Regions from separate parts of the Homo sapiens genome. Here region 2 is linked to region 1. A link is a loop called in an ENCODE intact Hi-C map of the cell type or tissue named here. Cell type or tissue: CD14-positive monocyte. All regions are shown on one strand. Links, peaks and the distances in the headings refer to the core of each region. The heading gives the core; the rest is flanking DNA. Region 1 overlaps PRKAG2 (protein kinase AMP-activated non-catalytic subunit gamma 2). Region 2 overlaps PRKAG2 (protein kinase AMP-activated non-catalytic subunit gamma 2).

Region 1 (14,990 bases), core at 4,669-12,668:
ATGCAGGGAGGGACCACATTCCTAGTGGCTGTCCTGTGGGCTACTTACCCCATGGAGCCCCTGTGCCTGCCATGCGTTGAGCCACTTCCGCAGCGGCTTTCAGACTTTGACAGTGAGCCACGGCGAGGAACTTCACATCATGACCTATTGGATATAGACATCCCAGAAAACTCCTGGAGCTCTGGTTTTGTTCTATGAACAGCAGCCGCAACAAAACCTGTGTGTCCTGAGTGGATTTTATGACCTATGTCCTACGTGCAGTTTGAGAAGCAGTTCCACAGGATGCCACCTCAAGTGCCGACTCTGTGCCGCGATGGAACACCACGGAATAAAGAAAACAAATGTCAATTTGGGTTACACAGATGCCACGTCTTACCAACCCAGCAAAAGTCCAGGTGTTGAACAAAATAGCCTGTTGGTGAGTCAGTGCGGGAAATAGACTCTCCTACATCATAGTTAGGAGAGCAAACTGTCCAATGCTGAGGAGGGCTCGTGGTGACATCCGTGTCCCCACCCAAATCTCCTCTTGAATTGTAATTCCCACATGTCAAGGGAGAGAGCAGGTGGAGGTAATTCAATCATGGGGGTGGTTTCCCCCATGCTGTTCTGTGATAGTGAGTTCTCACGAGATCTGTTGGTTTTATAAGGGGCCCTTCCCCCTGTCTGCACGTGGCAGAAATAATAAATGCACTGACCTGCAAGCAGCAGCCACACTTCTGGGAACTTATGCTGGAAATATGAAGTATGGACCAAGTTTTTATTGTATTAATTCTCTGTAATTGCCAAAGATTGAAAGCAGCCTGCGTCACCTACAGGGGACTGGTTAAACTAGAGCATTCCAGACAAAAGCATATGACGTGGATACCCCCAAATCCCTACGTGCTGATATTGAAAGATCTCCCAGATAGGCGAGGCAGTAAGACACGAGCAAAACAGATAAGAGACAGGGAACAGCCTTCATATTTGCATTTGCATAAAGCAACCCTAGCTGTCTACGCAACTAAAAGTGGTTCCTCTGGGGACATGGCATGGCTGGGCCAAGGGTATGACTCTTCAATTACAGGTTGTTATGTTTTGACTTTTGAATCCTATTAATTTACTTTTTTTTTTTTTTTTTTTGAGACATAGTCTCGCACTGCTGCCCAGTCTGGAGTGCAGTGGCGCGATCTCAACTCACTGCAACCTCTGCCTCCCAGGTTCAAATGATTCTCCTGCCTCAGCCTCCTGAGTTGCTGGGACTATAGGCGCCCACCACCATGCCCAGCTAATTTTTGTATATTTAGTAGAGATGGGATTTCACCATGTTGGCCAAGCTGGATGAATTTACTTCTTAAAAAAAAAAAAACAAGCTGGATAATATAGCCGTTGCTCTCAGAGTCCTCACAATCTATACAGAGATACAATTTATATGTAAATAGCAAATGGGTAATACGTGACTGATTTTAAATTCTTAGGCATTAAAATGCAATGGAGTAGGATATCATTTTCAACTGGACTGCTCAGAAAAGTTGGTGTAAATTTGTGGGAATCAGCTAGTTTTTGAAGAATGAGTAGGATATAAATGGGTGAGAGAAAAAGGGTCAGGACACTCGAGGTAGGAAGGAATGGTGTGAGCCACTGCTGCTCAAATTTTGTAACAAGCCTCCCTTTGAAGGGAGAAAATTTCTTACTGATGGCTGTCCTTGAACCCCAATATGATAAAGATCGCCTTAAATTCCTATACAAAGTGTTTTAATCGCAAATCATCAGAATCAAGGAATTCCGGCTCCCCAGCTATTACCTTTAAAATCACTTATCTAGGTCAGGCACAGTGGCTCACATCCATAATCCCAGAACTTTGGAAGGCTGAGGCAGGCAGATCCCTTGAGGTCAGGAGTTCGAGACCAACCTGGCCAACATGGTGAAACCCCATCTCTACTAAAAATACAAAAATTAGCTGGGCATGGTGGTACATACCTGTAATCCCAGCTACTCTGGAGGCTGAGGCAGGAGAATCACTTGAACCCAGGAGGTGAAGGTTGCAGTGAGCTGAGATCACACCACTGCGCTCCAGCCTGAGCAACAGAGCGAGACCCTGTCTCAAAAAAAAAAAAATATATATATATATCATATTGCTTATATATATATCATATATATGTCTATGATAACTTTAACCTTGTGGGAGTCCTGAGCCCCCTTTTTTGAGGAATGCTGGCACGGGGGGATTAAAGAGGAGTAGAGGGTGTCCCAGGACAGCGTGTAGGTCAGGTGGCTGCTGCAGAAGAGCGGTGTGGGAGAAAGGAGAGGCTGAGGCCAGGGCTGTGTCCTGGGGTGCACTGAATGCCAGGCAGAGTCCGACACCTTCTGCAGGCAGGAAGCAACCACTGAAGGTTTCAGCCAGCAGGTCCCTGTTCAATGTTCATTCCTTTCTCTAGGCTGGGCACACAGATAGCCTGGGGAGAACTGACCTACTGTGATCTTTTGATTCTGCCCTTTAAGCCATGAAAATAGGGCAGTGCAGACTAAGAGGGGGCCAGGTGGGCCGTGGGGAGTATCCCTCAGGTAGCTTCGGTTTCCCCTCCACCTGTGGAGTTCCCCTTTCTTCTTCACGGACCTCTCCAAAGGCTGTCTCCCAGATTAGTCTGAAAACAGATCTTTGGGAAACGTTGGCACCCTCGGCCATCCTGGAAGGTCAGAGTCCACTCACTTTGGGCACGAAGACCTGAGACGTGGCAGCCTCGTGTTGCACAAGCAGAGGGAGGTGTCCCTGGGCCTCATGAGTGCAAAGGGCAGAAGTTCATGATCCAGGGGGCTTCTAGGATCCACTGCTGAGAACCAAGAGTGAAACCAGAAGCACTGGCAATGCCAGGGACAAACTACACAAAGGGGACGGTCCTCTGGCTCTAGGGATGTCCCACAGGGCCTGACCCAGAATCTTCTGCACTTTCTCCATGAGAAAGAAAGATCCCAAACCCTTCTGACAGGTGTAGGTGACACACGCAGAGGCCACACTCAGGGAGGGGTTTCCTTCTGCCTCTCAGCAGCCACCAGGCCCTGCAGAGAGGCTTGGGCTGCATGGAGACTCCATCCTGCACACAGGACACGAGTCAGGGACACCTCAGTGACCAGGCCCTGCTCACAGAGGCGTCCAAACTCTGTCCCAAGAGACGACGACTTTTAACCCCATTCCTAGGACATGCGATGCAGGCTTTTTGCTTTTTCTTGTTTGAAAAAACAAAGACGCAAACAACCCCCTGTTTTTTGTACCTGACTCCCAGCTGGCGCAGCAGCTGATCTGGAAGTCTCTCCTCCTCTGGTGACTTTGGCCTCACATCTCAGCAGTTTTCTTCCCTCTCCTCCTTATATAACAAGCCCCTCTAGAACAGAATGAGTTTGTTGGCAACAAAACACCAAAAATAAGAAAACCTAGCAAATTCCCTTGTTTAGGTTCATTAGCGCCGTGGTTTGCAGCCTTGAGTCCCCAACCAAGAAACTCAAGCTTTTCTGCACCACGTAGTCTCCCCGATGAACCAGCTGCCCAGCGAGCCCTGTGAGGGGTCCCCCAGCTCCAGACATTCTGAGGCTGCCTGGTGCCTGCAGCTGGTCCCTGGCCTCCATCTGGAGCCCTCTGTACTTGGTCCTCATTGCCCCAGCCTGGGGGCCAAGGGCCTGGGCCTGAGAGATGGGGACCTGGGTTCTCAGACCCTTCTCCCAGCTTCCTTGCTGCCCAGCCCCAGCAAGGTATTTAATCTCTGAGTGTCTCTGGTCTCATTTATCTTCTTGGTCTGAGCGCTGAGCCTCAGACTGGATCCCACTAATCTTCTGACCCTGAGCCTGGGAGCATGGCATGCACCTTTCTCTGTGTTCTAGAAGGACCTGGAGCCGTGGATACAGGAAGAATTGACCTCTCCAGTTCCCATTTCCTGGGGAACCTATGACCTCCAGCATCTCTGAGGAGCTGGGTGGGTGGTCCAGGCCTGGCGTGATGGGCAGTTGTTTGGCAGATGAAATTGAGGCCATCTCTGGCCATTTGCTGCTATTGCTTTTTAAAAATTTAGTGGATTTTACTTGTGAGCAGTTTTAGGTTTACAGAACCTGAAGCGGAAAGTTCAGAGGGTGCCCATCTGCCCCTCCCTGACCCTGCAGCCCCCATGCCAATCTCCCCTGTTGTCTGCGTCTGGCATTACTGTGGCACCTCTGTTACCATTGAGCTTCTGTTGATACCTTATTGTTAACCGAAGTCCATAGCTGACATTAGGGCTCACTCTTGGTGGTGTACATTCTGTGGGTTTTGACAAATGTGTGATGTCGTGTGTGTGATGTTGTGTGTCCACTATTACACTCTCATGCAGAGCGGTTCCACCGCCCTAGAAATCCCCTGTGCACCACCTGCCCTTCCCTCCCTCCCTCACCCAAGCCCTGGCTGCCATCACATCCTTTGGTGGTTGTCCTGCCTCTGTCCTGGAACTGCTCATGCCTTGGGGCCTGAACACAGGCTGTACCCACCAGGTGGCAGTGACCAGCGTGGCCCTGGGGCCCACCTGGATGTGTTCGAAGGAGGAGTGTCATTGCGGTGCTGGGAGGTGGGATGGCCTGGAACAGAATTTGTTTTGGGAAGGCCTTGGAGGAGCTGGAGGGGTTGAGTCTAGACACCTCCTGTCTCAGAGGAGGAAACTGACGACCAGAGATGGGAGGCGACTTTCTTTTTTTTTTTTTTTTTGAGACAGAGTCTCGCTCTGTCGCCCAGGCTGGAGTGCAGTGGCGTGATCTCAGCTCACTGCAAGCTCCGCCTCCCGGGTTCACGCCATTCTCCTGCCTCAGCCTCCCGAGTAGCTTGGACTACAGGTGCCCGCCACCACACCTGGCTAATTTTTTGTATTTTTTAGTAGAGACAGGGTTTCACCATGTTAGCCAGGATGGTCTCGATCTCCTGACCTCATGATCCGCCCACCTCGGCCTCCCAAAGTGCTGGGATTACAGGCATGAGCCACCGCACCCGGCCCGTGAGGCGACTTTCAAATGACACAGCTGGTTAGGCAGAAATCTAGATCCAGGCCTGCCTCACTGAGGGGGTAGAGGTTCAATTTATCTTTTTAAACAAGAATTAAACTTATAAAAAGACTAAAAAGTAAAATTTTAAAAGAGCTAGCAGTGTGGTTGTTGTGAGTGTTGTTAGCCCACCCGTGAGGGATTTTGGCCGGTGTGAGGTTCTGGAGGGGGCGGCATACCTCCCAGGCACCTTCATGTCCTATCTGGTAGCTGCCTGCAGCGTGGCCCTGGCGGTGTGGCCTGGAATGGGGAGTAGCAGACACCTTCTCCTGACCTGGCTGGTCTTTATGCATCGCTGCTGGCTAGATGCTAGATGCTGGCCGGTGGCATCTGGAGCCCCTCCATGCAGAGTGTCCGCGCCCGTCAGTCTGGAGGACACGACAGGTTCCATGGTTCCTGGGAAGTTCCTGGAGCGGCTGCCGCCTGCGTGGCTGGGATCACAGACTGAAGGGCTCTGGGGAAGTCACAGATTCATGTACAATAAATGACACCAGAAAGGGAGTTGGAGCACGGGCTTTGTGCTGTCGCTGGAGACAAGATGCAAAGGTGCCCGCAGAACCCAAGTGGCTTCATAGAATTAGAACATTTGCTATGTGCCCAGTATAGCCAGGCCCGTGCGAGGGATGGCCAGCCCGTTGCAATCCTGTAAGAGTTACTGTTACCAGCTTATGTAGTGGAAACACAAGCTAGAAAGTCAGAAGCAGCTATAAGAGCATGACATGATCAAAAGGGACCTTGGTTAGAAGTTGCAAGACCAGGATTTGGTTCTGGCTGAGTCACGGCTCTACCATGTGGCTCTGAGCAACTTGCTTGAATCTCTGGACATCTGTTACCCCACCTGTAACAGAAGGGCCTTGGAGAATTTCTGAGGCCATTTCCATCCTAACACCCTGTGACTGCCCAGTTCTCTGGGTTTAGGCGCTAGAGGTGAGGGCACCCGCAGCAGGCCCGGGCCAGTTGGGAACAGAAGCTGACAGGCACCGCTCGGCAGGGGGCTGGGGCTGGTGGTTGTCCCCAAAGGTGTAATTGCTGTTCTGGGTCTAGCGGTGGCCTGGGGATGAGGCCAAGCTACCCTGCATGTCAAAGGGCCAGGGGAGGAGCAGATGGGGGTGGTGGTGAGAGGTGAGGAGGGAGGGAATCACCACACCCTTGTGGTAATAAAGAGATGTGATGTTCTGTGTTCTTAACTCCATGTGTATTTCTGGGCATAAAGTACGGAGAGGGGTCAGAGGGCTTCAGCCAGGAGAGGAGGACAGATGGTACCCCTTGCTCCACACTTCTGGTGACACCTCGGGGACAGAAGGTCAGCTCTTCTCTGTTCCCTGAAATCTACCTGCATGATTTCAAAGCTTATCTAATGCAGAATTTTTCAGACTTTTTCACCCACAACACAATAGGAAGTACATTTTATTCAGGCTGGGTACAGCGGCTCATGCCTGTAATCTCAACACTCTGGGAGGCCAAGGCAGGTATATCCCTTGAGCCCAGGAGTTCAAGACCAGCCTGGACAACATGGGAAAACGCCATCTCTACTAAAAATAGAAAAATTAGCCGGGCGTGGTGGCTCACACCTGTAATCCCAGCTACTTGGGAGACTGAGGCATGAGAATCGCTTGAACCCGGGAGGCGGAGGTTGAAGTGAGCCAAGATTGCGCTACTACACTCCAGCCTGGGCGACAGAGTGAGACTCCATCTCAAAAAACAAAAAACGAACAAACAAAAAAACAGGCCGGACACGGTAGCTCACACCTCTAATCACAACACTTTGGGAGGCCAAAGTAGGTGGATCATGAGGTCAGGAGTTTGAGACCAGCCTGGCCAACATGGTGAAACCCCATCTCTACTAAATATACAAAAATTAGCCAGGCGTGGTGGCGGGCGCCTGTAATCTCAGCTACTCAGAGGCTGAGGCAGGAGAATCACTTGAACCCAGGAGGCGGAGGTTGCAGTGAGCCGAGATTGTGCCATTGCATTCCAGCCTGGATGACAGAGCAAGACTCTGTCTCAGGGGAAAAAACAAACAAACAAACAAAGTACATTTTATTCTATGTGTGTGTGAATCATTGAGACACAGGCTTCATGCAACCATGAGATACATTCTTATTGTAATTCAGTTTTTGGTGGTTGTGCAATCCACTAAATTGATTTCATAATCCACTGACAAGTTGGGACTGTCAGTGTGAAGAGCCGTGGCCAGATGCTGCGGGAGTGGCCGGCTCACCCCGGGATGGAAGTGAGGAGACAAATGAAAGCTCCTCTATTCACTATGCTTGGCTTGGGAAGCCCTGGCTTGCTTTTTAAGTCCATGGTATTTCCTCCTTCCTCTGAACTCCCTGTACCTTTTGATCTATAATGTGCCTGGCACAGAGCAGGTGGGTGAAACAAGATGGAGTAGAAGGAGTCCTTGGGTACCCGTAGAAAGTGTTGGGGAAGAATCTTTTGATGTATGGCTCTGTAAATATGGACAGTTGAGATTCTGGAAGCACTGAGGTGGCAGCCTTTGCAGGCCTCAGCTCTGGGCCAAAGCCCAAAGCCACATCTTGGGTAGCTGTTTGGGAGCAGAAATGAGGTCTCTGAGCCCTCGTTCAGAGGTGTCCTCTCTCACACAAGGTCCTCTACGTAGAGGAGGGTGTGTCTCAGAGCCAGCCAGCAACTCGGTGACCTTACAAAAATGTCCCCAGGGTGCCCAATTTTATTGTAGTTCATGGTGTCCCTCCTGCAGTTTGTCTTCAAGCACTAACCAAAACCGCTGGGTGTGTACCCGGTGGGGAGCACCAGGCGGCGGTGGGGGGTGGGGGGGGTGGCAAGAAGCTGACTGTGGGGGAAGCGTCAGATCTGACCAGGGCCATTTGGGCCTCTGCAGCAGAGGTCAGGCCGGGGCCATCTCACTTTCACCTCGTGGCTGGTTTTTTCCTCTCTGAAGTCTGGGTGGCCGATGACTGGAGGGTGTGTCTGCAGCTGGCTGGCCGGGCCGGGTGTGGGGCCTCGGGGCCTTTCCCTTGAGTCGGTAGTGCCCACGGAGGGCTCTATGCTGGTATTGGCTGGTGGTTTGGCATTTTATTTGCGAGCCAATAAAACCTCCCCAGAACCCCAGAGCTGGCCTTTTCACACCCTGTCTTGGTAGAATCATAATGTCAGAGCTGAAGACAGTCCTAGAAATGAAGGGCTGTTCCCTCCGTACAGGGGCTGGAGGTGGCGCATCAGGATGTCATTCCCTTATCCCGAGGTCTTGGTGTTTACTGGCCCCCGGGCCGTCCTCAGTCATTTACGCCCCAGCTTATGACCACTCTCCCCGTGTCAGCTCTGCGAAGGGGAAGGACAGAGGCTCATGGAATCCAGCCCTGGGAGGAGCCGGTGACTCAGGGGTGAAAAAGACGCGGTCCTTGCCGAGCTCCAACTGGGTGTGGCAGGAGACAGGCCCTCAGTGACAGGACAGGGTGACAAGATGCCATGACAGACACTTGCACGACTGTTACCCAGCGTGCGAAGGCAAGAGGATTGCCCCACTCTGCTGCCAAGGCTCAGAGACGAGGCTAGGAGGTGATCGTGGTGCTTTTCTAAACCTGTGATTGCCCTTCACGTACTGTGAATGTTCCCTGACAGTCAAAGGAGGACATTTGGCCATTTCCTGTTGTTCTCTAAGCACTGCCAGGACAACGGCCCTTCACATCCGTCTTTGTCCTCTCGTCCAGCTGGGGCCTGTGGGTGTCTCACTGGGCCCTGGGCAAAGTGAGGGTTCCATAGTGTGGACAGAGAGCCACAGTGTGGGCGGAGAGCCCACCCGATGACTGAGCAGACCCATCCGTCTATGCAGCGAAGGCTGAGAGCTTCCAAACAGCGGCCTGCTTTTACCCTGGACTCTCCCCATGTCTGTCCCCACCAGCTCGGGTGAGGGGGCCTAGGGCTCTGTGTTAGGAGGGGTCTGCAGAGAAGGAGAACCAAGACTAGAGATCCAAGCATATAGATCTCCTATTTTTCTTAATATATGTATACTAAGAAAATATATTAAGTTAATATATTATGTGATTATATCTCCTTAATATACATATTTTTCTTAATATGTATATTGAGATATAATCACATAATATATTAACTCTATATAATGTATATAACATGATTACATATACATATTATCGTGATATATATATATATATATATATATATATATATATATATATATATGAGATTTGTTTGAAAGAATTGACTCATGCGTTGGTCGGAACTGGAAAGTCCCGAATCCACTGGGCAGACGGACTAGAAGCTCAGGCAGTCGATGCTGCAATCATGAAGCAGAATTTCCCCTTCCAGAACCCTCTGTTTTCCCTCTTCAGGCCTGCTGCGGATTGGGGGAGGCCCACCCACATCATTCAGCATGATCTGCTTCACTTCAAGTCACTGACTGTAGATGTCATCCACGTCTGCAAATACGCCCACGGCAGCCACCTGCTTGGTATTTGATTGAATCAGTGGGTGCTATGGCCTCGCCAGGCTGACACATCAAATTAACCGTTACTGACTCCACGATGGGATGTGGTCAGTGGAGCCCAGCGCTCCCTGTCCCATAACATCCCCTCCCCTGCCCCCTGGCTGGGGCCCGCAGTGCCACCTGTGAAGACCGCAGCTACTCCGGATGGAGGCGGCAACCTGCAGCCCAGGCCACACCCTTGGAAGGGAGCTGGGAGGCTGCCTGCTGCTGGTCCTCGAGGAGACGGCTGCACAGACCATGCAAATGCGCCCCCCAACCTGCATGTCCCGGGGCCTCCCAGGTACTTGCCTCCTTCCTCATGAACTGGGAGCTGACCCAGACTCCTGTAGCCTCCACCCAACCTGTCCCTCTAGGTGCTGCCCCTGCCCCCCACTCTCCCTCCTTCTGGGGGATCTCAGACAGGCTGGAAGAAGACAAGCATGTGTGATGAGCAGAGGCTGGACTCAACCTGGCCTGGGAGCAGCTGCCTGTAAGAGGCTGCCCTGGGGCCCTGAACTAGGAAGGGGCTCTCAGGAATCCCACAGCACAAGCCCCTGAGGTCAGGACGGTCAGGATGGCCACCCCCAGCTGGTCAGAAGAGGCACTGTTGGCCCCTGCAGAGCATCCTCCACCACAACGTGAGGAGGCCAGTGGGGTCCCTCCAAGCTTCCATGGAGCTCTGGTCAAGTAAAGGCTGCCCGGAGTGGGCAAGGAAAGGCTCGGCTGCCCTTTGCACGAGGACAGAGCCGGAGACTCTGGCAGCGGCCATGCTGTGATCCTCTTTAGAACTGCCGTGCACAAGTCATGAATCATCTTGGCTTTCACCTTGGGAACGGGATAAAGACAGCTCTCTAATTATAAGGGGGACAGCCAGTGTCTTTGCAGAAGCCTCTGAAACCCGATCTCAGGCCTTGGTTGAGTGTGAGCAACTGCCCTGGCTTCCGCGGGAGCCGCATGAGGGGCCTGGCTGCCCTGGTGATGATGCCTTTGTTGCTCCCCACAGCCTTCATCATCAGGCCCCAGTGTGCCCTCGGCCAGCGGCCCTCGCCATGCCCAGTGCCACGGGGGCTCACACCGCGGGAAGGGCCTTTGATGACGTCCTCTGGTCTCGTTTCCCACCAGCCCGTGATAAGAAGGATGATGGCCTCCTTTTACACACTGGAAAGTGGAGGTTCCTGGATTTTAAAGGGCGTGCTCCACATAAGACGTGAATGCAGAACTGCGGGGAGGGTCGAGGTCTCCTGGGCACTCCGGGCCAGGGATTCTGCAGCTACTTGGTTTTGAGCAAAAAGAGTTTCATGTCTGGTGCTGATATGGAGCTAGGGAAGCCCCGGGTGGCCTCGGGCCAGACGAGGAACTGGGAATACGGTGGAGCAGGGGACTTCCTCAAAGCCAGGGGAGGCTCAGGCTGCCAGGCCAGGGTCCTTGGCCTTGGGGGGCGGGGAAGGGGAGCCCCGAGGCGGTTGTGGGAACCAGGACCACCAGGTGAGGGAGCCAGGGAGGAAGGGTGGCCATAGGAGTGAAAAACAGTTGGATGTTTCTTTTGACATCAGGAAGTTGCTTAGGCTGTAGTGAGAAACTACGGTGTCCTCTGTGGAAAGTAAATGGCTCTGGAACTTCTCTGAGAGTGGAGCTTAGGCCTTCCCGGATTTGGCCACTGGCCCTCCCCTGCTGCCTGGTTCCAGTGATTCAATATTTGTTCCTTATTTTTCTGAGAGTGGTTATATAACATGAATGTTTTTCAAAGGCTCCAATTGACCTGGCTCTGGTCACCTCCTGCCGCCCATCAGTACCAAGAATTGCCCGTTTGGTGGTTTTGGGGATTGCGCAAGGCCGGCCTGTCCAGAGGCACCTCCCCCGTGCCTCCCAGCAGAGGGGCCTGCCAAGGCCGTCACCACTTGGGGCGAGATCCAGGCCACAGTCACCACTCAGCCGTGGTCAGAACCTATGAGCCACTCCCCGGGCAGTGACTGAGGGCAGGCAAGGTGGGCAGGACGGGGTCCAGGTGGGAACCGCGGGCCTCGGGCCTGTAGCTGGAGATGCCACACGCAGCTTTCCCGGGGTCACTGGGCGTCTGATAGAACCCGCCTGGTGCTGGATCCCACAGCCCAGGCCCTTAGGATTGAGGGAGCTGAACAATCAGTTGAGAAACCTTAAGGGTTAGAACCTAAGAAGCGTATCAAGACACAGGTTAAGATGGAAAGGCAGAAATGCTGCTGGGTCCTGGCCGTCTCACCTAGATAGCGTTGTGAAGGCAGAGGAAGCTCCTTCCTTCCCCGGCGGTGCACGCCCCGAGACTCCGTCCAAACACCCTGTGGCTCTGAGAGCAGTGGAGAGTCTTTGGTCGTTTGAGAGTAGGAGGAAATTATTTTGATGATGAAGATAGGAGATGAGAACATGCATCTTATTCTGAGTCTAATGGGAGTCCTTTACAATGTTCCTGATCTCGCCTATTGTTGTCCGCTTCAGTGGGTAAAAACAGAGAACGTGCGAGCTACAAGGCATCTTCACAGGTTCTCTAGTTCAACCCTCTCATTTGACAGATGAAAAACTGAAGTCCGGATATGTCCAAGATTCCCCAGATCGCAGATCACAGAGCTGGGGCTCCGGCTCAGCCCCCGGCTCCCTCCCTGCTGCAGGCTGTGTTCTTGTGGGCCTGAGGGACACGGGGGCTTGAATATGGCCGGGAGGGGCCCTGGCCTCGGCGGACGCAAGGCCCAGCAGCTCCAGATGGTGCTCTCTGTGCTGGGGTCCGCTCAGCAGGAGCGGAGAATGCAAATCATTCTCGATGTGTTGCTTCCTCGGTTGGAATCAAACAGGAATGTTGTATCGTGACCCTGATATTGTAAACCTCGAGTTTGCCCTGAGGTGGGGGCCATCGTGGGCCCCTGCTACTGGCAGCCTTTCTATTTGTCCTGTATTTGCACTCTTGTCTGTCTTCTTTCTGGGGTATCCCAGCTGCATCAACAAAGGAGCTCTGTAAGACAAAACATCAGAAACGCTGGAAGGTCGGAACTGCATCTGATCGATATACACTTAGCACCTGCTGTCAGGGCTAAGATGTGAGTAAAACTGCCCCCATCCTTCAAGAATACACAAATTAGTTGATTGCAAACATTAGAAAGTCTATTATCCTATGGGGAAATATTGGGATAAGTAGCGGGCCGGGGGCAGGAGGAGCTGTATGTGACTCCAAATGTGGATAGTGCAAGAATGTGAAGTGATTGCATTTGGTGGTGGGATTTTTTAGACTTTCCTGTTCCTTGCAACACCAGCTTGAGTTACTTTTAGTTAAGAAGAACTTGAAGAGAAAGTTAGTATGGTAAGTTGCCTGGGGAATGAATCACAGGACTATACAAATCCTTATGTATCCTTCCTTCCTTCCCCTGAGGTCACACTGTGCCAAGGATACTTGTTTTAGGAAGAAAAGCTCTCTTTTTATAGCCTCTGATACCAAATTGTTTTTCTATTACTGGAACTGAACCACTCCAAGGAGGTGGTAAAGTTTCATAGAAAGAGTTCTGAGCTAGGAGCAGGTGGACCTGGTTACAGGACATGCTTGCTACTGTCTGATTCTCTGGCATTGGGCAAATGACTTAACCTCTCTGACCCTCAGTATCTTCATCTATAGTCGGGGATGATACCACTTGTCTTTCCTACTTGTGTGGGTTGCTGTAAGGACCAAATGAGGCAACAGTTGGGAGATTTCAGAAGGACATACTAATGTCAGATTAATGTTGGCTCTGTCGTTAATACTTCACTTTTTTTGTGATAGACTTTTGGCTTTTGCCTGGATTTCTAAGGCAGCGAGATGGATGAATGAGTTGCTTTTAAGGTCAGCTTACATCTCAGGAATTCTCTCAGATTTAGGGCTTTTCTCTTTGGTCCTGATGCTTTTCTGACAGGTGACTTTATCAGTCCAAATCCTGAAAATTCACCTTTTTATCTCCAACACATGTGGTCAAGGTCTGACTTACATTTTGTGCAGCGGATGAAAATCAGAGTGCTAAAGCTGTCTCTTGGCGGAAATCAGGGCTTCAGCATCTCTTGGTGCCTCAGCGTTGCCCCCTAAATGTCCTCCCAGTCCTGTGAGGGCCTGAGTGGCCGGCAGACGGGAAGAGGAAGTGAGGGACTGGACTGGGAGTAGAGACCAGTGGTGGGGAAGGCCCAAAGCTCTGGCAGGAGTTTTAAATTTAGAAATCACGGGAATGGGGCACATCCAGGAGCCTGGGCCTTCTGGCATGTCACCCGAGACACCAGGTCCTAAGTATTCTACAAGCCAAGACTCTAGTTGCCATAGTTGCAGTTAGAGATTTTCCCACACCGGCCCCAAGATGCGTGATGTTTCCTGGTGAGCTCTGGAGATGAGAGCCAAGATTAGAATACTGGGACTTGCTGGGAGGTGGGATTGGGGGTGGGGAGCCTTCCAGCAAAGCCTGCCATCTGTGCCAGGGGACTTCCCTGTTGGGCTGCATGACCAGGCAGGCACACACACCTGAGTCCAGCAGCCACGCAGCAGGCCACGATGTTGGGCTTGACTTGATGCTTTCATACTCACTCCAGCCCGAGACACCTGCGTGGGACCTGCCTCCACCACTCCGGGCAGCCGCCTGGGGTCCACGGGCAGCCTGAGCTAGCAGCAGGCCTCACATCCGGCCCTCAGCTCTTTTACACCATCTTGACGTGAGTCCCTTTGAACCTCCTCGGCCTCAGTTGTTAGAGCAGGATGCTGCTTAGGGTTGCATGAGGAGCAAGTGAGGATTTGTGAAAAAGCTTCTGCATGTGGAAACTGCTGGTGCTGAACAAATGTTAGAGGGTAATGAGAATTTGAAACCAGAGAGGAATGTGCTCATTAAAATGGGCGATAAGAGACCCACCCTGGTCCCTCGTCACTTCCTAGTGAATTGCAACTGCGTGTGGCCTGATGGTTCACTGGCCCAGCGGCACAGACTCTGCGGCCCCATGCTTGCTGCAGGCGCAAGAGGGTGCTTGGTCGGGGAGTTAATTCAAACACATCTGGAACCTGCTGCCTGCCGGGTACAGTATGAGGCCAAGAATAGAGAGGTGGGTAGCTTTCCTCTTGCCAGGGATGGATTCAAAGTCTAGTTAGAGAAATAAACTGATAGATGAGTATAATACGGGATTATCAGTCTGGTAATAAAGGTGTATCTAAAGTACTGTGGGACACAGTCTAGGATAATTAATAAGAGATAATTAATTCTGTCTGAGGGTGACTCTCAGCCAGAGAGTGTGTTTGACTTGGGCTTTGCAGGACACATAGGAGTTTACTCTGTGAGCCAGGATTTGGGGACACGGAGCAGGAAGAGCAAGAGGAAGGAAAGAGAGCTCAGAGGAAGGAAAGGGCTTGGGGTGTTTGGTGAATGGCACCAGGGTGATTCCTGCATTGCTATGGGCCGGGCTTCATGCTGGGGGCTGGGGATGGGACCCTGGAGCTGTCCCTGAGTGGCTGAAGCAAAATGAGAGCAGTTCACAGGAG
Region 2 (14,990 bases), core at 2,640-10,639, 51 kb after region 1:
GCAGTGCGCTGTGATTGCACTGCACTCCAGTCTGGGCGACAAAGCGAGAACCTGTCTCAAAAAAATAAATAAATAAATAAATAATAAATAGAGTAGTTCAATGAAATAAAGAAGTTACAGCTACATAGCAGAGTACCATGTAGCTGTAAAAAAAATATGGCATCTTTGGGCCGGGCGTGGTGGCTTACTAAACCTGTAATCCCAGCACTTTGGGAGGCTGAGGCAGGCAGATCACGAGGTCAGGAGATCGAGACCATCCTGGCTAACACGGTGAAACCCCGTCTCTACTAAAAATAAGTAAATAAATAAATAAATAAAAATTAGCCTGGCATGGTGGCGGGCACCTGTAGTCCCAGCTACTTGGGAGGCTGAGGCAGGAGAATAGCATGAACCTGGGAGGCAGAGCTTGCAGTGAGCTGAGATCACACCACTACACTCCAGCCTGGGCGACAGAGTGAGACTCCGTCTCAAAAAAAAAAAAAAAAAGGAATCTTTGAATCAGTATGGCAAAAGACATGCCTAGGCAATCCTCAAAAGACATGAAAATAGCCATTAGACAATAGCATGAGCATACTTAGTCATCATTAGAAATCCAGATTGTAGAATTAATCCATATTTTCCTTTAGTATTTGTAGGTTTAACTTTTTTTGTGGTAAAATGCATATAATATGTAATTTAGCACCTTAACAAATTTTTTTTTTTTTTGGAGACAGGGTCTTGCTCTGTCCCAGGCTGGAGTGTAGTGGTGCCATCTTGGCTCACTGCAACCTCTGCCTCCTGGGCCCAAGTGATCCTCCCACCTTAGCCTCCTTAGTAGCTGGGACGACAGGAACATACCACTGTGCCTGGCCACCTTAACAGTGTTAAAGTATATAACTCAGTAGTCACAGTGTTGTGCGACCATCACCCCAATCTAGTTCCAGAACTGTTTCATCACCCCAAATGGAAACCTCACATCCCTTAGCCCTCAATCTCCATTACCCCTTCCCACAGCTCTTAGCAGATGCTAAGCTGCCGTCTGCCTTTCTGGACTTGCCTATTCTGCATATCTCACAGAAACAGAACCCCATGACCTGCGGGCTTCTGCATGTGGCTTCTATCACTTAGCAGATTGTTTTGAAAGTCGATCTACTTTGTGGCATATATTGGAATTTCATTCCTTTTTATGCCTGAATAATATTCCATTGTAGAATAGACTCCATTCTGCTTACTCAGTCATCCACTGGTGGCCATTTGGGTTGTTTCCACCTTTTGTGAATAGAGCTGCCATCAACGTTCATGTACAAGTTGTTGGAACACCCGTTTGCAGTTCTCTTGGGTATATACCTAGGACTGCAGGTTCTGGGTCATATGGTCATTTTGTGTTTAACTTGTTGAGGAATGTTTTCCACAGTGCAGTGTTTTACATTCCCATCAGCAATGTATGAAGGTTCCAGTTTCTCCATATCCTTGCCAACGGTTCAGTTCTTTTTTTTTTTTTTTTTTTTTGAGATGGAGTCTTGCTGTGTCACCCAAGCTGGAATGCAGTGGCACCATCTCGGCTCACTACAACCTCTGCTTCCCAGGTTCAAGCAATTCTCCTGCCTCAGCCTCCCGAGTAGCTGGGGCTATGAGCATGTGCCACCATGCCCAGCTAATTTTTATATGTTTAGTGGAGATGGGATTTCACCATGTTGGCCAGGCTGGTCTCAAACTCCTGACCTCACGTGATCTGCCCACCTCGGCCTCCCAAAGTGCTGAGATGACAGGCATGAGCCACCATGCCCGACCCAGTTCTTTTCCTTTTTTTTTTTTTTTTCAGTGTGGTTGTCCTAGAGGATGTGAAGTGGTCTACCATTGCTGTTTTGATTTGCAGTTCCCTAGTAAAGTTTAGCATCTTTTCTTGTACCTTTTGGCCACCTGTGTGTCTTCTTTGGGGAAATATTTAATCAAGGCAGCTGCTCATTTTTTTGATTGGATTGTCTTTTTGTTGTAGAGTTGTAGTTCTTTATGTATTCTGGATACTAGACACTTATCAGATATATGACTTGCAAATATTTTCTCCTTTCCTGTGAGCTGCCTTTTCACTCTCTTATTATTGTCCTCTGATGCACAAAAATGTTTCATAACAGCAGAGTTTTGATGACCAACGTCACCTTCATATGCTGCTTCTCTGTACCTGGCCCATGTAGACACTGAACGCTTACTGAAATGGAGGAAGCAGAGAGAGTGAGGGAGGTGGATACCGGGGACTACAGTTCACTGATTCAAAGAAATGGGGCATCAGGATAGGCTGATGGACGGGGGACTGTCTCATTGCCCCTCCAGGTGTCTGCTTGCTACAATGTGAAAGGCTGACTCAGGGTCTAACTATCCCTTTAAAGCTTCTAGTGAGGAGAGAGAAAAGATGGCAAATTCTCCGTAGCCTCCTTTTCTGAGTTTGATCTTTGGATGGATGGTTAATCCAGTTCTCTTGCTTAACCGCATCTCTTCTGCTTTGCAGTGAGCACAGTTTCTTTTGAGCATCTCCTCTCTGGAGACATCTGGCCCGTGGGCCTCTATGAGGAAAACCGTCAGCCTCTTCCTCACCCTCGGAGGCTCCAAAACACCCAGGCCAGCCCCATGTTGCCTAAAGCCCAGAAAACTGTGTTTTAAAATTTTGGCGAATGATTAGCAAATACTCTCACTGTCGTCACTGGGGGCAGGTTGGGTGAAAGTGCCCAGCTCATCTCTCTGGCTGCGGGCGCGGCGGGGCGAAGGCCAGGTGGCACGGCACGGATGTTCTTTCCTCCTTGCCGCTGCTGATGACGGAGTTTTGCAACCTTTTTTATTTTTATTTTAGCTTTTGCCAAAGGGAGTTTTTGAGAATGTACCTTGCTGATTTTTGTCTGCTATAGATACTTATCACCATTTACCAGATTTTTTTTGTTCAATTTTCTCCCCTTTACATTTTAATTTTCAGTGAAGTAGTTCAATCGCATGGTTAAAAAAACCAAACATTCCAAAACAATTTATATTGAAAAGCAGTAGTTCCCACCCTCCTCAACCAAACCCCAAAAGAAGCCTTTAAAAATCATATGCCTCGTCAACTATTTTATGATTTATCAGTGTTAAACCTTGTATGTTGACGTCCTATTAAAATGGAGGGGCAGATAATTCAATGTCCCACCCCACACCTTCCCAGTTTTCCCTCTGCTCTCTTTTAAAAAAATCAATCTTTTGAAAATTACCCCCTAAAATGCCTTTCTGACTTTTTTCTGATAACCTCTATGAAATTTTAATAAAACAGATATACTATCTATTGTTTACATTGTTACATATACTATCTATTGTTTACTTATACTGTAAGTATAGCTGTTCCTTGTATATAAGAAGTAAGATTTTTGGCTGGTTACAGTGACTCACGCCTGTAATCCCAGCACTTAGGGAGGCCGAGGTGGGCGGATCACTTGAGTCCAAGAGTTTGAGACCAGTCTGGGCAACATGGTGAAACCCCATCTCTACAAAAACTACAAAAATTAGCCAGGCGTGGTGGCACGTGCCTGTAGTACCAGCTACTAGGGAGGCTGATGTGGGAGGATTGCTGAGTCTGGGAGGTGGCAGTTACAGTGAGCTGAGATTGTGCCACAGCACTCAACCCCGGGCAATAGAGTGAGACCTTGTCCCAAAAAAAAAAAAAAAAAAAAAGTAAGTTTTTTTGCCCCCTCCAAGAGGTGATTTTCACCCCCTTAGCCCCACTGAGAGTGATGCTATAAACAGAAAAGAATTTGAGGTGAGTGATGTCCGTGAATGTAGTAACATCTGACATTTGGGATAAAGCCAATCTGAAAGAGTGAACAATCAAGTGGTAGAATGACTTTTGTTTTTTGTTTTGTTTTGTTTTGTTTTTGTATCTTGCCAGTCTCAAGGAATGAACAAGCCACGTGAGCTAACTTTCTAGATATCTGGAACTTAAGCCATCGAGTACCAGAGCATACATCTTTTTTAAGTGTCAGATGCATTACATACTTTACAGTTTTTTTGTTTGTTTGGTTGGTTGGTTTTTTTTTGAGACGGAGTCTCTCTCTATCACCCAGGCTGGAGTGCAGTGGCGCAATCTCGGCTCACTACAAACCCCGCCTTCCAGGTTCAAGCGATTCTCCTGCCTCAGCCTCCTGAGTAACTGGGATTACAGGCGCCCGCCACCACGCCCGGCTAATTTTTGTATTTTTAGTAGAGACGGAGTTTCACCATGTTGGCCAGGCTGGTCTCGAACTCCTGACCTCAGGTGATCCACCCACCTCGGCCTCCCAAAGTGCTGAGATTACTGGCGAGAGCCAACAGTTTTCTTATTCAAAAGATACCAAGTACTGTAATTTCACTCTTTATAGATGAGTCAGGTTCTTGCTAGATCACCCTATATGCGTCAACACATCCAGCAGCAGCCACTGAGTTATGAGAACAAACTTCTGTTTGAGGCAGGATGTCTGTGCCCTCTGCCCGAGTTCTGCTCACCCTCTCTGTCTCCTTCCTTGTGCCACTACCTGCTCTGTGGCAGCCCATGTTCCTGCCTTGAATGGTACCTACCCTCTCCCCCGCCCCATCACAATTTGCTGCGAATAAAGTTTTCTTAGTATGTGTGGTTAAAAAGAGTAAATTGTTACTGAGAAAATCCCTTCATTCCTCATTCAGGACGTGAAATGCTGGGGCTTTGAGCACTGGGCTGATGAGCAGGGCTTTGTCCAATTCCTTCTGATTTCTCTGCTGAGATCCAGAGCAGGTTCTGCCAAGGTGTGGAGCTCCTATTGCAAGTCCAAGCGCTGCCTGGCCAGGCCAGAATCGTGGAGCCCAGCGCTCTCTCCCCAGGCTCCGGCCACAGCCTCTGAATTCTCAGCATGGTGCCCAGCAGCCGTCCCAGGAGCAGCCACTGGAGCAGGCGGCCTTCAGTCCTCACCCAGGCTTTCCGCAGCTGTTCACGCGAGGTCCTTTCGGGCACCTTGTGCCTGAGCTAGTGGAGCTCCTGAGAGGCTGCTTTCAGGGACAGAGAATGGCCATGTCCTCTGTTTGTGAAATGCTCTGCAGCTTACAGGATATTTTTGCTATTCTGTCTTATTTAATCACCTTGAAACCCTGTAAAATGGTCTCTCTTATGGGAGAAATGTGGAAGAATAAACTAAATGGCTCAGAATTGCATGCCAATGGGTGAACCTGTGTTGCTTTAAGGTTCTCTGACCTAAGTGTTTTAAACCTTTCTACCTGTTACCTTGTTTTGAAATATATTTCACTATAAGAAGAAAGAGATCTGAGGCAAACTTCAGCTCAGCCCTCATAATCTAAGCTAGGGGCTTCTTAAGGAGTGACGTGCAGGAGGAGGTGGATTGCTCTGTGACCAGCCCAGGTCCAGACACTGGAAATCCTGCCCCATCGCCTAGAAGTGAGAGACCACAGGCCAAACTGGCTTTCCGCTGAGTCCGGGAGTTAACCGGGTCCTTCTCCAAGGCTTCGGTGCATTCCCAGCTCACTTCAGCACTTGTAAGAGAATTAAATCACTTAAAGAGAATTAAACAGAAAACCCAAATGGCTGGCCTGCAGAGTTTCAGAATCTGGTTTTCAGAAGCCATTGCTTGGTGGCCCCCGTTGAGCCCAGCGCTCAGCTTCTGCGCCACGGAGCAGCTGGAATCAGGGCAGGTTCTTGCCGCTGGAGCCCTCAGAGCTCTTGGCCTGGTGTGCTCTTGGACACTGAGCGACTGCAGGGTTGCCAGGCACCACGAGAAGGGACTGAAAAGGGCCCCACCGAGCCCTCCATGGGGGAATGCGATGCCCCTTCCAGATTTTAAGGAGATCCAGGGATTTCTTACTCTTTGGGTGCTGCATTTCGGCATGCTAAAAATAATTATTGCTATCGTTTTTCACCTTTTTAGTACTTCTCTGTGTTTTTAAAATCAAGATGCCCCTGTTGCCTCTGCCAGTTCTCAGTGGCCTTAGATATCGCTGGTGTGAGTGGAGCTGTGTGAGCTGAGGTGGTTTGTCTCTGCCAAAAAAATCACCCTCTTGTCACTCAGAGACTCAGGCTCCAGTTCCTGTGGTCACCACGAGGCTGTGCATGACCATGAGTGTGTCGGGCTGACGTGGAACAGAGGCGTGGGGGCTTGAGTCAGGGCAGAGGGTGCTCCGCAGAGGTGCCAGCTCATAAACACCTCCTGGGGCAGGGCGTGGAGGCCCCAGTGAGGCGACGTGGCGATCTCAGAGTCAAGTGCAGCAGTGACCTTTAGAACTTTCCATGAAACATGACACAGTATTTTGCAACCGGCAGGAGAGCTCTGGCAAATATGTGCTAAGGCGTGTTGCTGCTCCCCGGCGCGGAGGGGACCCGTGCCCTCTTGCATAATGAGATGTGGTTTGGAACGCAGCCGTGCAGGGGACTGGGTGCTTTGCAGGTATGGCCTCGTGATCCGCAAAGGTTCAGGATGAGCGGGAAGTTTTTGAGTAGTGCATCCTCACCTGCTTCTGCAGCCGTCCACCCATGGAGCAGAGGCAGCCTGGCTCTTGATGGCCCCCTGATGAGGAACCAGCAGAGCCAGTGTCGACCCCCACAATCCCACAAGCTGCCCACGGATCCTGGGCAAATCACTGAGCACCTCTGAACTTCTGGGTTTTTGAAAAATGTTATTTCTTGAACTGAATAGTCATGGCTGGCCTCCCTACCACACAGCATGGTTGAGAAGAATGTAGGAAACTGCTGCGGGCAAAGTCTCCCAGCTCTGTACAGCCGCAGGGTGTGGGTGACTAGGGTTCCCCCTGCCCTGCTCTGCTGGTGGATCTCTCGGTCGGCCGGGCTGATTCTGCCTGCGCGGTGCTCCCAGGCCTCAGCAGCCCTGCCCTGGGAAGTGCCAGTCTCATGAATGAATGGAGGCGCATGGAGGGAGGGTGGTTACACGGAGTCTCAGTGACTTTTCTCTCATATGGGTCCCCAGTGACAGCTTCAAGGAGACTATTTGCAGCTTCACATAACATGCAAAGTGGCTTTGATGAGACGGAAAGCTTGGGGTCTTTTCAAAAATTTGGTTTTGATATAATTGGAAGTCCAGAGATAGGGTGGGCTTCAAGGGGCTTGATCCTGTAGGTATTCACAGGCTACCTGGAGTAGGAGGCAGCTCGGCCTGATGACGCCCTCGGCTCTCAGATGCCCACTGCAGTGGTGGGGTGGGGGACAAGTGGAGGCTAGGCACCAACCATGGTGTCTACAACGGAGACCCAGAGTCCCATTCACCAGGCGATAAGGCTGGGGTGGGGCTCCAACCTGCAGCCTGGACCAGCACCACGTTAGTGGGACAACATGTGCCACATGTCCTGGCACTTCCCCGATGCCGTGGGAACGTGGCCCCGGGGCACCGGCTGAGAACCTCCAGCAATTAAAGGGTTTACTCGCATGTTTTGGGTCACCGGAGTCTGGGGGTGGGGGTTACATATCAGAGCCACAGGAGCGCCATTGTGTCTCTTGTGGAAGGGTGGTCGCCTTCACGCCACTTATCCTCATGTGCAGGAAGCAGGGGTGACCGTGCTCCATCTTCGAGCCCATCTGCAGTTCCCCTGACCTCTCCTTCCTCATCTCTCTCGCCCCCAGCTCTGCTGTGTAGTGCACAGTCTGGCTGTGGAATGTTTTGCAGCATCCAGATGTGGGGGGGCTGGCACACCTGGTAAAATCCAAGTATTAGAGTGAACGGGACCTAGTGCCATGGCCTCCCGCAGCCCAGCCCTGGCTGGCCAAGCCTGGAGCCCTGCCGAGGGCAGAGGAGCAGTCAGCACAGCCTCCCTGGCTCCAGAACAGCCACAAAAGCGTCCTCCAGGAACAGGACATGCTGCTCCCAGGGATGCCGAGCATGGAGCAGCAGCTGGCTTGCTGTTCCCTGACCCATCATGCTGCTCCTGAGTCTCGTGGAGGAACTCAGTAATCGCTCCTTTTCTTTCTTCTGCGGGTGAGATACCTGTCATCGGGGAGCTTTCAGTCTAGCTGGGGAGAAAATTAAACCAAAAGCCAGAAAACAATGAAGCATGCTAACAGTATGAAATGCCTTGTGGTAGTATTCTTCCACACTGTTTTCTTTTTCGAGTTGTCAAAGGTAGGTTTGTAGTCAGAAATCTAAAAGAACAGCCACCAGAAGACACACGTAAAGAACACACGTTGAATGAGCTGAGCTCTGATTTCACTCCCTCCCAGATCTTATAAACCTAGTGTCAGAATGGTGACCTGGAAGCCTTGGCCACACAGCACGGGGCACTGCTAAGAGATAAAGGCATCTGCCACCCGAATTACCTGGTCCCGTGCCAGGCTTTGGGTTGCAGCACCAGCCAGGGGTGTGAGTTTTAAACTGTGATCCAAAAAGGCCCTGGCCCTTTAAAAATACATTAGAAAATACGGTTCCTATTTGGGAGCCATTCTTTCCTTCCTTTTTCAGCCCCTCCCTTTAAAAAAGAATTCTGAGTGTGAAAAGCATTCTGTTAGAAGGAACTCTGAGCAGGGTCACAGTTGTGGCAGGGAGTTTCCCCTCTATTCATGTGGGATCATCGACTGGCGGAAACAGAAGAGGGGAAGGTTTGGTGTCCCCATCCGCCTGTGAGTGGTCAACTTTCCCCCGCCCACGTATGCTGAAGAAGGGTCCTCAGCCCCTGCCCTGCAATGGGAAGGCGCCATCTCTCCCAACGCATCAGCGTTCATCTCTAATCGTGGGATCCAAAGCTTTGTCCCTCATGTAAGGAATTTCAGGCATGTGTGAGTCAAACAGAAAGACCCCAGCAGTGAGGAGTTTTTTGTGCCCCACCTCTGTGCTCAGCCACCTAGAAGTGGCCTCGGGGAGGAAGCAGCCGGCTTTGTGCTTCCAGAGTACGGTGTACCCACAAGGCAGGTCAGCTTGTTGTAGCCTCCTGACTCGTCTGGTCTGTGTTGCGAGGTGGCTTTAATGCAAATAAGGACTTTTTATTTTATTTTATTTTTTTTTTTTTTGTGAGATGTAATCTTACTCTGTTGCACAGGCTGGAGTGCAGTGGCACAATCTCGGTTCACTGCAACCTCCGCCTCCCGGGTTCAAGTGATTCTCCTGCCTCAGCCTCTCGAGTAGCGGGGACTACAGGTGCGCACCATCACGCCCAGCTAATTTTTGTATTTTTGGTAGAGACGGGGTTTCACCATGTTGGCCAGGATGGTCTCAATCTCTTGACCTTGATCCACCCGCCTCAGCCTCCCAAAGTGCTGGGATTACAGGCGTGAGCCACAGTCAGGATTTTTAAACATGCTTCTTCTTTTGCCTTTAAATTTCCCAGCCTAAAATGAAAAATCAGGATGTAGAGAGAAATTCTTTTCCAAATCCCTTCAGTCCACAGCGGTCCTCTGGAGTCCTATGGGATTCAGGCTAGGGTATTGAATGGCTGCTGAATTTTCCTGTGCACATGGATGAGAAAGTATGGTATGGTGGAAGGATGTGAATTTGGGAATCGGGTCCACATGAGGGGACAAGTCCATCTTCTCTCAACTTACCAGCTGTGCCATCCAGGTCAAACTACTTCTCTGACCCTCAGTTATTCAATTTCAATGAAATGTTAATTATACCTGCCCTGCTCATGTGTGGGAAGGATGAAATAAAATAATAACTGTAAGGTGACCAGCACCCCAGCTGGCATATGGTAGGCATTCAGTAAATGTTATTATGTTACAAATAAAATATGGTTCTTAGAGGACAGGAATTTCTCCGAATTATTTGTAGCACCTCATCCCTTCAATCAACAACTGCCCTGCACGCTTACTAGAGGTTTAATAACTACCTGTTGAATGAATGACCATTTAAACTCAAGCACGGAAACGTCAGGCCTGCCTAAGTTGCTGGTTATTTTCCACACAAATTTCAATACATTTACCTCAGTCACTAAACTTTGAAATGTTCTTTTTTTTTTTTTTTTTGAGACAGAGTTTTGCTTTTGTTGCCCAGGCTGGAGTGCAATGGCATGATCTCGGCTCATCGCAACCTCTGCCTCCTGGTTCAAGCGATTCTCCTGCCTCAGCCTCCCTAATAGCTGGGGTTACAGGCATGCACCACCATGCCCAGCTAATTTTATTTTTAGTAGAGATGGGTTTTCACCATGTTGGTCAGGCTGGTCTTGAACTCCCGACCTCAGGTGATCCACCTGCCTCGGCCTCCCAAAATGCTGGGATTATAGGTGTGAGCCACTGCGCCCGGCCTTGAAATGTTCTTTCTGTCCGTTGTATTATGTAGTGTAAGAATAGTACACTGGCTGAAACAAAACCTTTTCATTTTCCTTTTAATCAAATCTGCCTCTTTCTTATTGGGATACTTGTTCAGGTCTTTTCCTAAAGATGTTTTGCTTTGTTACTTTTATTTTATTTTGTTTTATTTTATTTTTTGAGACAGGGTCTCACTCAGTTGCCCAGGCTGATGTGCAGTGGCAGGATCATGGCTCACTAGAGCCTGGACCTCCCGGGCTCAAGCAATCCTCCCGCCTCAGCCTCCCAAAGTGCTGGGATTACAGGTGTGAGCCACCGCACCAGGTGTTATTTTATTTTTAAATCGAGAAAACAATTTTTGTTAGAAGCTGATTTTTAAAAAGAAAAAAAGACATCTAAACATGAAACTCCTAAACTTACCTACTTCCAGAATTTAATCACAGTTAAGTTTGGGCTACCATATTTAACAGCAGAAATAATCCATCAGTATATCAGGGGACCTAGCTGGCGGTAGATTTCGCGGCTTGTTTGGGAAGGCTGGGGTCCCCTCCGGCATTGATTTGGCCTGGCCTGGGTTCCCCCCTCTTCTTCACACCCTCCAACCCTGAAGGCCCATCTCAAGTTCCCCTTCTCCGGGCAGGGCCACACGGGCCTTCTCCTCTCCTTCCTTTGTGCTGACGACACTTGCAGCCACGGCTCACATACTCACGGCTTTTTCATGCAGTTAGCATTGTTTATCTTTGTCTCCAGCTCATTTGCAAAGTCACTGAGAGCAAGACCTATTTTGTGTGTTCATTCATGCATCCTTGCTACAAATATCTGATCCCCGTATCTATCAGTCAGTCCCAGCAGGAGAAAGGAGGCACACTGAACTTTTTGGATCACTGGAGGAGAATTGAATAAAGACACTACTTTCAAAGGTGTGGGCAGGCTGCCAGGAACCCCCTAGGACTGGTGCAGTAACTCGGGTTCGTATCAGCAGGGCTGCTGCCACTGCTGTGCCTGAAGGATGAAGGAGAGGGTCCCTGACCCAAGACAGAGGTCTGAGGGAGGGTTTCTCTGAGAGGAGCTGAATTCTTCCCTTGGGAGATGACACAGCAAGGCCAGAGCAACCCTGCAGGGATGTAGGGAGCTATGAAAGCCTCAACTCCTCCCTCCTTCGGGCGTCTGCTGTGCCCACTGTTGGCTGCAGCTAACCAGCAGCCCGGGAGGAGGAGCCTGGCCAGGTAGTCCCTCCAGTCGGCTCCATCAGGGAGCAGGGGCAGCTGGAGGGACCGCAGGCGTTCAGGGTGACTGTCCGGTGCCTCCCAAAGCAGGTGCCTTGCTGTAGGCTTGGGAGATCCTCACAACGGGTGAGGCCTGGGCCCCTATCTTTTTGGGGTTCCCAGTCTTCTCTGTGGTAAGGGCGACATTCACATATAGAATAGAAGAGCTAAAATCTTTCAAAGGAGAGAAAAGTCCCCTCTTTGGGGAGTGATGAGGGAGGGCTCACTTGGGGGAAGGCACGGTCTCTGGATTGGGCCGTAAGGGTTTCATGGGGTTTCAGCAGGCAGAGCTGAAAACCACGGGCTTAGGAGGCAGGGCAAATGGTGTAAGCGAAAGCAGGTAGGTTAGAAAATTCCAGCCGGGTGTGGTGGCTCACACCTGTAATCCCAGCATGTTGGGAGGCCAAGGCGGGTGGATCACTTGAAGCCAGGAGTTCGAGACCAGCCTGGGCAACATGGCGAAACCCCCGTCTCTACGAAAAATACAAAAATTGCCTGGGTGTGGTGGTGTGCACCTGTAGTCCCAGCCACTTGTGAGGCTGAGGTGGGAGGATCATTTGAGCCCAGGAGGCGGAGGCTGCAGTGAGCTGAGATTGTGCCATTGCACTCCAGCCTGGGCAACAAGAGCAAAACTCTGTCTCAATAAATAAAAATAGATAAATAAATAAATAAATAAATAAATAAATAAAGGCTGGGTCATGCCTTATAGGACTCCCTGACCTTACAACATTCAGCACAGCACCAAGTAGACAGTTGTTACTCAGTCAATTTGGTAGAAATTGCATGAGAAAAGTTGAGACCATAGTTTCTTGATCGGCTAAGCAATGGTATGACTATGAGGTCATTCTAGACAGAGATGGGTCAGGTCCCCTAGGCAGGAAGAGCACACTTACACATCTTTAATAGGTCAGGTCCAATCACGTGAGCAGTTGCTCTACCAGTCGATGGGATCTGAAATGCTAGAACCAGCTCCAGCTACACCGGAGCCATGCCGGGGCCGAGCAGGCTTCTTGGGAGCTGGTGTGTGTCCCCTGCAGATGGAGGCTACCGAGACCAGCTCAGCTGGGGAGACCCGAACCCGGTTGGCTTCTGTGGATGGAGGCCCCATGGGAGTGGCAGATCTGGGGTGGGAGCTGAGCTTCCAGGGTTTCATCTCACGGGGATAGAATGGAAGACTTCCCTTGGCCCTCCTTCCTGTTGCCCTAGCCTGGAGCCATCTTTATCTCATCAGGCATCTGCAGTGACTGGGCCAACAACTCCAGTGGTACTAGAGGAATTAAAGACACACACACAGAAATATAGAGGTGTGAAGTGGGAAATCAGGGGTCTCACAGCCTTCAGAGCTGAGAGCCCCAACAGAGATTTACCCACATATTTATTAACAGCAAACCAATAATTAGCATTGTTTCTATAGTTATTAAATTAACTAAAAGCATCCCTTAAGGGAAACAAAGGGATGGGCCGAATTAAAGGAATAGGTTGGGCTAGTTAACTGCAGCAGGAGCATGTCCTTAAAGCACAGATCGCTCATGCTATTGTTTGTGGCTTAAGAATGCCTTTAAGCGGTTTTCCGCCCTGGGCAGGCCAGGTGTTCCTTGCCCTCATTTCCGTAAACCCACAACCTTCCAGCTTGTGCGTTAGGGCCATTATGAACATGTCACAGTGCTGCAGAGATTTTGTTTATGGCCAGTTTTGGGGCCAGTTTATGGCCAGATTTTGGGGGGCTTGCTCCCAACAGAGGCCCCATGGCAGTGGCAGATCTGGGCATCTCTGGCTTCTGTGGATGGAGGCCCCGTGTGAGTGGCAGATCTGGGCATCTCTGGCTTCTGTGGATGGAGGCCCCGTGGGAATGGCAGATCTGGGCATCTCTGGCTTCTGTGGATGGAGGCCCCGTGGGAGTGGCAGATCTGGGCATCTCTGGCTTCTGTGGATGGAGGCCCCGTGGGAGTGGCAGATCTGGGCATCTCTGGCTTCTGTGGATGGAGGCCCCGTGGGAGTGGCAGATCTGGGCATCTCTGGCTTCTGTGGATGGAGGCCCCGTGGGAGTGGCAGATCTGGGCATCTCTGGCTTCTGTGGATGGAGGCCCCGTGGGAGTGGCACATCTGGGCATCTCTGGCTTCTGTGGATGGAGGCCCCGTGGGAGTGGCAGATCTGGGCATCTCTGGCTTCTGTGGATGGAGGCCCCGTGGGAGTGGCAGATCTGGGCATCTCTGGCTTCTGTGGATGGAGGCCCCATGGGAATGGCAGATCTGGGGTGGGAGCTGAGCTTCCAGGGTTTCATCTCATGGGGATAGAATGGAAGACTTCCCTTGCCCTCCTTCCTGTTGCCCGAGTGTGGAGCCATCTTTATCTCATCAGGCATCTGCAGTGACTGGGCCAACAACTCCAGTGGCACTGAGCTCTGTAAATGAAAGAGGTGAGAGAAAAGGCATGAAAAGCAGCCCAACCCAAGTTGGGAGGCTGGACCTGTGGTTCCTGAGGAGGCCTGGGCTCCAGTGGCAAGCTGCTGGGGCGCTTCCACCCCACACTCCATCCCCTTGTTTTCGGACGAGCCGTAGATAATAACAATTCCGCTGAAGAAACTGATGGCGTTGCAGTTTTGGGAGGTTATCCCACCCTAGTGGGCGGCCAGAAGAACCCAGGCTACTAATCTTTAGCTCGGGGGTTATTTAACTGGTCTGACATAGTCTCCTCCTCATGTGCATAGTCATTTGGGAAGAATCAGTTACCATGAGAGGTTCAGACTGTTGGAACTAGGCTAAATCTCTCTTTTTTTTTTTTTAATAGAGATGGGGGTCTCACTGTGTTGCCCTGGCTGGTCTTGAACTCCTAGGCTCAAGCCATCCTCCCACCTCAGCCTCCCAAAGTGCTGAGATTACAGGCGTGAGCCACCGTGCCTGGCCCTAGACTAAATCCTAAAATGACCTGGTCTTGTCTTAGTTCACTAAGGGGGAAACTGAGGTTCAGAAATGGGAAGTAACTTTCTGATGGTCACAAAGCTGGTTAGTAGCAAAGCAGGTAACTTTAGTGAGGCTATCAGACAAAAAGTCAAGGATTTTTTTTCTATCTTTTGCTTCCAAAGTTTGTTTTATTGGTTGCAAAACATATACAAATTATAAATGTTTTAGGTTTTACTTGATCAGCGGTTTGGCTTAGGAGTCAAGGAGATTAGAACTCCAGTCCTGGTTCTACCATTGGCGACAGGATCTTGGGGAAGTCACCTCCCTGTCCTGAGCCTGTTTCCCCATCTGTCATAGAAGGGAGTTGGACTAGATCTCTCTAAAATCTCTTCCAGCTCTGTCATGCTGCAATTCTCAGCAAGTCCAGAGCTCAAATTACGCATTTGCCGAAGACCTTCCGTTAAATTCCAGTCGGGGAGCTGTATCCCCTCCTTGAAGACGGCATTGCTGCTTTCATTGAGTGGAACCGTGAGCCAGGGTAGATTCAGCAATTTCCAGCCCAGGGACTTGTGTGGCTTCTCCACCCGGCAGCAGCCGGAGCCTTCTGACCCCGTGGGGCCCTGGAACCCATG

Evidence for each region. Peaks named below come from ENCODE experiments on the same cell type or tissue, not always from the same donor. Only the 100,000 strongest peaks of a DNase experiment are listed, where the experiment ranks them.
Region 2: a loop joins it to region 1, with 2.9 times the contacts of the local background. A loop is called at or near these places in 3 of 110 quality-filtered maps.

The regions. Positions count from the first base shown.
Region 1 is chr7:151,790,067-151,805,056 of GRCh38, reverse strand. All of the region lies in intron 1 of PRKAG2 (protein kinase AMP-activated non-catalytic subunit gamma 2), which reads left to right. Among named protein-coding and RNA genes, the nearest start is that of PRKAG2-AS2, 8.8 kb to the left of the region's middle. RefSeq lists enhancers at 7,944-8,525, 8,526-9,108, 9,369-9,508, 10,053-10,950, 14,039-14,540. In CD14-positive monocyte, for the core only: no CTCF peak of the experiment used is centred there; DNase peaks (open chromatin) are centred at 7,156, 8,436, 9,296, 11,316 and 3 weaker places; H3K27ac peaks cover 7,550 bases.
Region 2 is chr7:151,736,595-151,751,584 of GRCh38, reverse strand. All of the region lies in intron 3 of PRKAG2 (protein kinase AMP-activated non-catalytic subunit gamma 2), which reads left to right. Among named protein-coding and RNA genes, the nearest start is that of PRKAG2-AS2, 62 kb to the left of the region's middle. In CD14-positive monocyte, for the core only: a CTCF peak has its summit at 6,039; DNase peaks (open chromatin) are centred at 6,144 and 8,524; H3K4me3 peaks cover 1,245 bases; H3K27ac peaks cover 2,585 bases.